Regions from separate parts of the Homo sapiens genome. Here region 2 is linked to region 1. Evidence: chromatin contacts called from ENCODE Hi-C or POLR2A ChIA-PET data. All regions are on one chromosome and are shown on one strand. Each heading gives the region's core, a stretch centred on a gene start or an enhancer-like site at or near the end of the contact. The rest is flanking DNA. Distances are from core to core; before and after follow the strand shown. Region 1 overlaps LINC-PINT (long intergenic non-protein coding RNA, p53 induced transcript). Region 2 overlaps LINC-PINT (long intergenic non-protein coding RNA, p53 induced transcript).

Region 1 (4,548 bases), core at 1,867-4,366:
GCCACGCTGGAACCTCCTTCCGAGGTCTGGACAAGAGCTGTGTGGTGCAGAGGAGGGAGGGCTGGGCCCAGAACCCAGAGGTCTGCCTCGGGCTGGCCTCTCTCTCCAGTCCTGTGACCTCTGGCTGACCAAAGCCTCCCTGGTTCCGTCCCTTCATGTCTGAAATAAGCAAGCTATATTTAATAGTTTTCCTTTTGCTCTAAAATAAGATGATTCTGAAATACGACATTAAGTGTGAGGCTGGTTTCTGCTTTGGACCTCACCTAAGGGGTTTTAGTCATAAGCCCATGCGTGGAAACTGGCCCTGCCAAAAAAGAAACATTCTGAATCATTCAAAACCATTAAGAATGTTGGCTCTGACTTCAGAAAGGCAAGATAAACAGACCCGTGCCCAGCGGGAACTCACTTACTGGATGTCTCTGTGTTTTTAACTCATCGGTGCCTGAGTACTTCCCAGGTTCCTTCGAATGGCTTCAATGTTTAACGCTGTCACATTTGTACTATGAACTCCACTTTCATAAAGGCGGGGGCAGGGGGGTATTTAATTTGGTGCTAAGTGCTCATTAATCTTTTTAGTGTGGTCACCAGAACTGGCTTTTTTGCAGCCTCTAATCCAAAAGCAGGTTAATTCTCCTGCCCCACACAGGTTATAAAGTTAAGAAAATGTGGCACATATACACCATGGAATACTATGCAGCCATAAAAAATGATGAGTTCATGTCCTTTGTAGGGACATGGATGAAATTGGAAACCATCATTCTCAGCAAACTATCGCAAGAACAAAAAACCAAACACCGCATATTCTCACTCATAGGTGGGAATTGAACAATGAGATCACATGGACACAGGAAGGGGAATATCACACTCTGGGGACTGTGGTGGGGTCGGGGGAGGGGGGAGGGATAGCATTGGGAGATATACCTAATGCTAGATGACACGTTAGTGGGTGCAGCGCACCAGCATGGCACATGTATACATATGTAACTAACCTGCACAATGTGCACATGTACCCTAAAACTTAGAGTATAATAAAAAAAAAACATTAAATAAAAAAAAATAAAAAAAAAAAGAGTGAAAAAGTTGGGTCAAAAGATGAATCTGTTGTACATGTTGGTATATGTCACTGAATTGTCCTCTGGAAATGTGCCAAATCAATAAACTCATAAATGTCTTCTGAAAAAAAAAAAAAAAAAAAAAAAAAAAAAAGGAATAAAGCTTCCCCGCCCAGCCTTTAAAGTCCTTTTCCCCTAAACAATACTCCAAAATCAATGAATCTAGAGATTCTTTGCACCGGAGTGGTTTCCAAATCAATTGACCTCTAAGCTCCAAATGCATTTTGATTCTGCTTCTATTGATCTGAAATAATAAAGGCTATGGAATTGGGATATGGTTCTGGTTTCTAGTGGAGTTTACCTGAAAAACTAGGATACCTTTGACCATCCATATTTCTAGGAAGCCCTCTGACTATCCATATTTCTAGGAAACCCTTTGACCATCCATATGTGGCTACTTTTTTATACATACAGTACTCATGCAAAATAAACAGAAAAATAAAAGAGTAAATCCCAACTTCCAGGTGACAGTTTACAGCATATCTGGCAACTACGTGGTAGAGTTTAGTGGGCCTGCCAGAGTCCTTGTGTATGCCCCAGACATAGGCATACACACACAGAGCTCAAGAAAGCTGCTCAAGAAAATGACAGTCTTTTTTTTCTTTTTCTTTTTCTTTTGGGGGGAACTTTCACTGGTATAGAACTAACTGGGCACATAATGGGTAAGGACAAACACTGAAACTTTTTTTTTTTAAGTTAAAAAATTCCAGCTGGGCATGGGGTGGCTCATGCCTGTAATCCCAGCACTTTGGGAGGCTGAGGTGGGTGGATCACCTGAGGCCAGGGGTTCAACACCGGCTTGGCCAACATGGCAAAACCCCATCTCTACTAAAAATACAGAAATTAGCCAGGCGTGGTGGTGGGCACCTGTAATCCCAGCTACTTGGGAGGCTGAGGCAGGAGAATTGTTTGAACCCGGGAGGTGGAGGTTGTAGTGAGCTGAGATCATGCCACTGCACTCCAGCCTGGGCGCCAGAGCGAGACTCTGTCTCCAGAAAAAAAAAAAAAAAAAGTTAAAAATTCCATGTTCAGAAAGCAAGAGACACGGTGTTATTTTCTCCAATTCTGAAAGCTCCCAGTGGTGACAGCATCGTTAGCCATGTGTAACATGTGCATCCAGGCAACTGACTGTCACCAGACTTCTCCATGGCCTTACTCAAACTGAGTAAGCTGGTAGTATTTCCTAAGAGTTGTCACTCAGTTGTGAAAACAGAGAGCTTTTTGTTTTTTGGAAAATCCTGATCAGCCGAAATGACTGGGTGGTCAGCCTTGCCCATCTTTTGGCTACTTAGATAAAGGCTTCTTTTCCCAGGCAAGGAGAGAGATGATGGTTAACTTGCTTTTTAGACTGAGGTCATTGCTATTCGCTGGTGTAATGAATAAGCTAGACGTTTAAAAACAAAACAAAACAAAACAAAAAACCTCCTTTCAAAAGCAACCACATTTTTCTCTTCTCTGGAAATGAACAGAACGCGTCATGAACAGAACACGTCATAATTTTTTAAACATCCATCAGTGCCCATGAAAAAAATTTTTAAAAATAATCTGAATCTCACTTGTTTATTGCCTACAATATCAATCAATGGCTTAGGTATCTCTCCGTGTTCTATTACTTCTCACCGCTCTTAATTCATGAGGTCAAACAGAATCTTAAAACATCATTAAAAAATTTCCTCCCTTTCCATGTCTCAAGGTATCTGTAAATGGACAATTTGGGTGTGCTGAAATCAAATGACTGACCAAGGCCCATAACTGTGATCACAGGTAAAATGTTTTTCTGCTTTGCCAAAAATCCGAGTTTCCTTTGCTCTCTCTGTCAAGCTGAAAGAGCCCTCCCAGACCGAGGGGCCAGGTGGAGAGGCCACTCACACCCGCCCTGTGCCGGTCTACCTTGGATGGCCTCACCAGGGCACGGTTCCCGGGGTGGTGACTCAGCTCTGGAGGACCACCTGCTGCGTGGGGGTTGCTGCCTAGCAGGTCACTGCCAGTCACGAGGGCAGAGAGACCCAAAGGATCAGAGAACAGCTCTGAGCAGGTCAAGGGCAGTGCCAGAAGGAAAGCCTTTGTTTACAGAGGGAAAGATCCTGCACCTTGAAGTGAGGCATTAAAGAGTAGAGGGGCTTTGCACCTGCATCCTAAGCCTCTTGGTTCACCACTAAGCCGCAAAGCCACAGGGAGGAAACCACTGGGAATACCATCACAGAAAATGAAGGTAGGGCCACAGGGCACCTCCCACTCTCAAAGGGAAAAGACGGCCCTGGATCATCTTTCTAAAACACCACTTTGATGAAGTCGCCATGGTTTTCTAAAGTAATAAATGGCAGCCACTACCTGCAAGATAACAGAGTGCATTTGAAACCTTTCCACCACCTAAGTCCAACCCACCTTCAGGGCATTCGCTCTACTTCCTTAGATAAAGCCTCTGCTGGGGTTAAGATGTTCTGTCTCCGCTGCCCCCACTCTGCAGGCTTTCTCCTCCCGCTGGCTGGTGCAGAGAATGGGGGAGCCATTAGGAGCCACAGACACTGAGCTATTCTACATGGAATTCTTTTTATTGTTTGATCTATTTCACATGTACAAAGCTTTGACCTTCCAGTTCTAAGAATTCCTACTTAGAACTGGTAGGTTCTAAGAACTCCTACTTAGAACTGGTAGGTTCTAAGAACCTCCCTGGACCGATTCTGGCACATGTCTCTTCTGAACTCACAGAGCTTGTGCCTTAACAATTTAGAGTCAACTGACTTTGCTGTCCTCTCTAATGTGTTAAGTTTCAGTCCGTGACAAACATTGACAAGACGTGTACCTCATCAAGCACTGTAAAGGGAAAGGACATGACCCCTGCGGCAGAGGTCCACAGTCACACAGATGACAGAAATGTGCCCGATGCCTTCCAATGTATGTCACAAACGCGTATTTGACAAGGGAGAGCAGAGACTCTGCAGGTGGTGAGTTTTGCCTGCAGCGCCACAGAAGTCTTCATTGGGGAGCTCCAGGCTGGATTTTAAAGGAAAAGCCGAATTTTAAAGGAAGAACAGGTTAAACACCGAAGGAAAATGGGGAGGAGTGAATGTTTCAAGGAACACGTATACCAAACAACAGAGTGCATTCTCTCCAGCTCTGCAGCTCGGGGTTCCAGGGTCGGGGGTCCCACAAGGTGGGAAGGAGAAGCAGGCCTTATCACGAAGGGCTTTGTAGGACAGGCCGAGTGTGTACGACGTTTGAGGTGGAATGACAGGGCTACGCCCTGTGGAAGGGGCCGACTGTAGGACTGCTCGGAATTGGGAGTTTGACAGGAGAGAGGCACTTTCACAGACATTATCTGGTTTGATCACCACCCCTTCTTGAGCCATATATTTGGCGATTAATTGTGCACTTGTGACATGTTCCTTTCTGCTGTCTGTTCCTTAATGCCCCCTGCTTTTTTGTCTTGTCCCCA
Region 2 (4,548 bases), core at 1,206-3,705, 130 kb after region 1:
CTGGGTCTCCCAAAGTGCTAGGATTATAGGTGTGAGCCACTGTGCCCAGCCCCATTAGTTTTTATCTCACAAAAAAGTAAAAATGTAGATATTAAAAATAATAGGCCAAAGCATCACCTTATTTATAACCCATCTTGTTTGAAAAGTAATTTAAGGCAGTTCATAAAGTACAGTCTGACATTTCAAATATGTAACTTAAATGAAACAAGTTAAAATTAAGGGTGCAGCACCTTGGGGGTTGAGGCAAGAGGACTGTTTGAGCCCAAGAGTTCAAGACCAGCCACGGCAACACAGTGAGACCCCATCTCTAATGATTAAAAAAAAAAACAAATAAAATTAAAGGTAGAACTGTATCATCAATACCACTAAAATGTCAGTGTCAAAATAAACTTCTTAAGAATTAAGTACACTTACATATATTTGGACTGTAAGAATAAGAAATTTTTCACTATTGCTACAGAAAAAGGAAAAAAAATGTCCAGAGATGTAGCTCTAGACAAGCGTTTGCTATGTGGATTTCTTTCACAGATCTAGGTATCTAGGGAGGAGAAAAACTCCATAACAACTGAGGTCTCCTACTTAATATGCGACAATTCTGCAGTAGGGAAGTCCCAAAGTTGTTGGTGACAGAAGGAAAACAACTGGGGCATCCAAAAAAATTCAAATGATTGTGGCTTAAGTTCCAAATGTTCATGATGCCCACAGATGCTCAGCGTGGGGAGGTGGCTCCTCTCCATCTCCAGTAGAAAACAGCCACTTCCCACATCTCACCCGTGTTTAACATTTCTACAGGACACCTATCTAGGACCATAACACCACCCTATGTAAAACTACCAGTGCTAAGATTCTGTCATTCTGGTTCTTTTCAGATAGTAATTATTTCTAAAACTGTTGAAAATGAGGGCTGGGCATGGTGGCTCACGCCTGTAATCCCAGCACTTTGGGAGGCCAAGGCGGGCGGATCACCTGAGTTCAGGAGTTCGAGACCAGCCTGACTAACGTGGAGAAACCCTGTCTCTACTAAAAGTACAAAATTAGCCGGGCGTGGTGACGCGTGCCTATAATCCCAGCTACTCGGGAGGCTTAGGAAGGAGAATCGCTTGAACCCAGGAAGCAGAGGTTGCAGCGAGCTGAGATGGCGCCACTGCACTCCAGCCTGGGCAATAAGAGCGAATCTCCATCTCAAAAAAAAAGAAAGTGAGTCTCACATAACTAGCAGAACTTTCCTCTTTCACTGGCACATGAAAAAAAAAAAGCCACCTTTTTCATTAAAATGTTAAAATGGAATTTAATGAAAAGTCTGTGTTAAAGTCTGGGAGTGGTAGTGTTTCACAGAGGAAGAAAAATGTTTCTCATATCCTTCAGGTCACCTGAGTAGAAACCTATATAAAAAGGGTGAGTGTGAAGAGTTAAGAGGAAAACCTTTAGCAAACTGAGGTTGTTTCTACTTGCTAAAAGGGTCTCTCATTTCTATTCATGAATGGCCTTTCTACGCTTTCTCCTGAGCCACAGAAGAGGACATTTCAGCACAATCTAAGGTAGACTGAAACAAGTAAAACATCTGGATAAACTCCCCCATGAACACTGAAAAAAGAAACATGACTAATAAGCTCTCTTCTCCACATGCTGGAGATTCTACTGATGGTAACACATTCAGATACAAACACGTGAACCAATAATAACCAACCTCACTGCTAAAGCAGTCACTTGAAGCGATAACCTCACTTCTGCTTTCCCAAATAGGTGAGTATAAAATATATACATATATATATGAACATTCCCTTCCAAGACAGAGCATTAAAAAGATAAAGCAACACACACACATACACACACACACGCACACACACACCCCCCTTAATAACAGTGTGTGTCCTTTAATTAAATGTTGGCCTTTTTAATTTACTTATTTTAAGTTGTTGTTTCTGTGATCTCAATCTGACAAGGATTGCATTTGAGGATTAAAATTGCCGAGCACATACCTTTTTAGTTCCTCATCTTTTAATTACTACATAAGTGGTTGCCTAGGAAACCTCCAGACCGAATGATGAAACTCAAATGAATTCTCCTTTCTAAGCTTGCAGGTTTGACTCACTACCTTTGCTCCCCAAAAACTAAGTCCTCCGGAATTATTAAAGCCAGATATTTTTGCAACCTGGATGACATGCGAAAAAAAACATAAGAGGTGAATAATTATTTATTCTGAATACAGGTTTCTTAGGGAAATAAAAGTTAAAAAGGCCAAGTCCCTACTCACAGCAAATTCAGAAGAGAAATGCATGTCTTCAAATATACCCATACTATCTGTTACCAGGTAATTGTGGAGTGTTATTTTATGGCAGTATGTTAACATGGTAGTGATTAAACATTATAATGAAAGACAATAGAGAAGAACCTGGGAAAGCAGACCATGGAGACACCAAAGCAAAATAATGTCAGAGGGGGTGCAACCCCCCAATCACTGCAGAAATCACCCCTAGCTCCGCCCCCAGCTCCGCCCCCAGCTCTGGTTCCCTGTCCTTTCTTACAATCTGGCTCTACCTCTGCCCAGAATGACATGACATCATCACTGAACAGTGGCAAGAAAACATAGATCTATTTTGCTGTATGCCAAGTAAACAGGGCTGATCACCATACACAAATATGTATGCAACTTAGCATAAACGCATCTCAGAAGATTCTGTTTTAACCACAGCAGATGCACTGAAGTAGGCTCATCTGGCGGCCCTCGGAGGAAGGACCGAGTGTTGCATAATTCCAGCAAATGAGAGCAGAAATACTGAGAACAGCCAGAACACCCAGGCCAGATGGTACTGTGGTTCTGAAGCAGTGCCTGAGGCTAGAGACGTGAGCAGGCCCGGGAAAGACAGAGATGGGGCAAGTGGGCTCAGTGGCTGGAGGCAGAGTACACTCAGCAGAAGGCCTTTGACTACTTTCTCTCAGCCCTGATCTCAAAGTCTGGCTGCTTCCTCTAACATCCTTGCATCATGATCTTACCATCATTTACTTTAAATTTAAAAATTTTGAACCAACTCTTCTGGAGGAAAAGCAACAACCAATTTCCACCTCCATCCCCCCAGCTATGCTTCTGCCTCGGGGTAGAGGAGTTTGAGTAGGAGAGGAAAAGACAGATCAGAACTCAAGGCTCTCAGGCTGGGCACGGTGTGGCTCTTGCCTGTATTCCCAGCACTTTGAGAGGCCAAGGCAGGTGGATCACTTGAGGTCAGGACTTTGAGACCAGCCTGGCTAACATGGTGAAATACTGTCTCTACTAAAAATACAAAAATTAGCTGGGCATGGTGGGATGCGCCTGTAATCCCAGCTATTTGGGAGGCTGAGGCAGGAGAATTGCTTGAACCCAGGAGGCGGAGGTTGCAGTGAGCCGAGATTGTGCCACTGCACTCAATCAAGCCTAGGCAACAGAGCAAGACTCCATCTCAAAAAAAAGACAAAAAACAAAAAACAAAAAAACTCAAAGCCCTCATCATTTCTCCCCAGGATAACTAAACTTTTCTGCCAACTACTATTCCCACTGCTCCAACCTCACACTGCAGCTAATCCACTCCCTACAAGGATGGTCGAGATTTTCCTCCACTTAAATGAATTCCCTCCCTGGCTTCCACACTGCCCTCAGGATGAAAACCCAAGTTCCTCTCAGCTTAGTTTAGAAAGCTCTTCACCAGGTAGGTCCTTGAAAAACTTGATTGCATTCCACTGTAATCTCAAAATTGTCAAAGAAAAACTGTTCCGTACCTGGTCTGGAATAGAACCAAGTGGTCTGCTAGAAAATTCACAGTATCCTACTAGGAAGAAATGAACAGCATTCCAGGGAAAAAAAAAAAAAAAAGCTTGCTTTTTTTCTAATGCAATTTCCTAAATGAACTTTAAGGAAATTAAGACTTGCTCTGGGCAACTCATTACCATCTACCCGGCTGACTGTCAACTATCAGAGTGTAGAGGTTTTTAACCAGACATTCGTTTCAATGATGATATTTAATCACTTTCTTCCCTTAATGTCCCTACCAAGAGCGAATCATTGAATGTGCCTACTGCAGGACTCTCTCCTTGCATTGCAAAGCTAAAACAAACTGTTGGCACATGCTCAAAATTAAACTGTCCGAAAAGTTTTAACAAATGCTACCTAACCTAAAGCAGGTCCTTTTACCCTGCAGTCCCCAGGACACTTTTTGGTCTCTGGCCTCCTTGGGCCTTCCAATACTCAGCAACCTCCTCCAGGTAGCACCCACCAGGGCTGACACTTTCCCTCACTCTCTGCCCCAACCCCCCAATGGCAACTCCCATCTTCTCTGGTTAACCTCTATTCATCTCCAAAGTCCATGTCAATCATAGGTCAAATGTTAGTTCCTCCAGGAGAACTTGCCAAGAGGCTGGACCCAAGTCCTTCCAGATGCTTCAGTATCAGAGCTGTTACTGTACTGCACTGCATTTATCTCACCAGAGTGGAAGCTCACTGAGGACAGCACAGGGCCTTTTTATTTCTGTATTCCCCACCCTATCACAGAGCCTGGCTCAAAATGAGCACATCCTAAA

Evidence for each region. A loop is a pair of places that touch in the nucleus more often than their neighbours do. ChIA-PET counts read pairs that join two places held with the same protein, here RNA polymerase II (POLR2A). Pooled maps may share reads with other maps.
Region 2: a loop to region 1 is called in a map of natural killer cell, with 4 times the contacts of the local background. The contact joins two enhancer-like sites. A Hi-C loop is called at or near these places in 24 of 168 maps with a recorded cell type or tissue (GM12878, GM13976, Right ventricle myocardium superior and 17 more) and 6 of 50 pooled maps. POLR2A ChIA-PET finds 5 or more read pairs at or near these places in 15 of 52 experiments (A673, BJ, Caco-2 and 12 more).

What each region holds. Positions count from the first base shown.
Region 1 is chr7:130,891,280-130,895,827 of GRCh38, forward strand. The region is part of intron 6 of LINC-PINT (long intergenic non-protein coding RNA, p53 induced transcript); the gene reads right to left. Among named protein-coding and RNA genes, the nearest start is that of MIR29B1, 16 kb to the left of the region's middle. Within about 2 kb of position 3,117, at least 31 of the 41 ENCODE cell types and tissues checked have a DNase peak (open chromatin) inside an H3K27ac peak, as active enhancers do; they include dorsolateral prefrontal cortex, gastrocnemius medialis, left lung and 2 more, where a contact is called at or near this core.
Region 2 is chr7:131,024,861-131,029,408 of GRCh38, forward strand. The region is part of intron 3 of LINC-PINT (long intergenic non-protein coding RNA, p53 induced transcript); the gene reads right to left. Among named protein-coding and RNA genes, the nearest start is that of LINC-PINT, 83 kb to the right of the region's middle. RefSeq lists an enhancer at 2,580-2,719. Within about 2 kb of position 2,456, at least 21 of the 41 ENCODE cell types and tissues checked have a DNase peak (open chromatin) inside an H3K27ac peak, as active enhancers do; they include dorsolateral prefrontal cortex, gastrocnemius medialis, left lung and 2 more, where a contact is called at or near this core.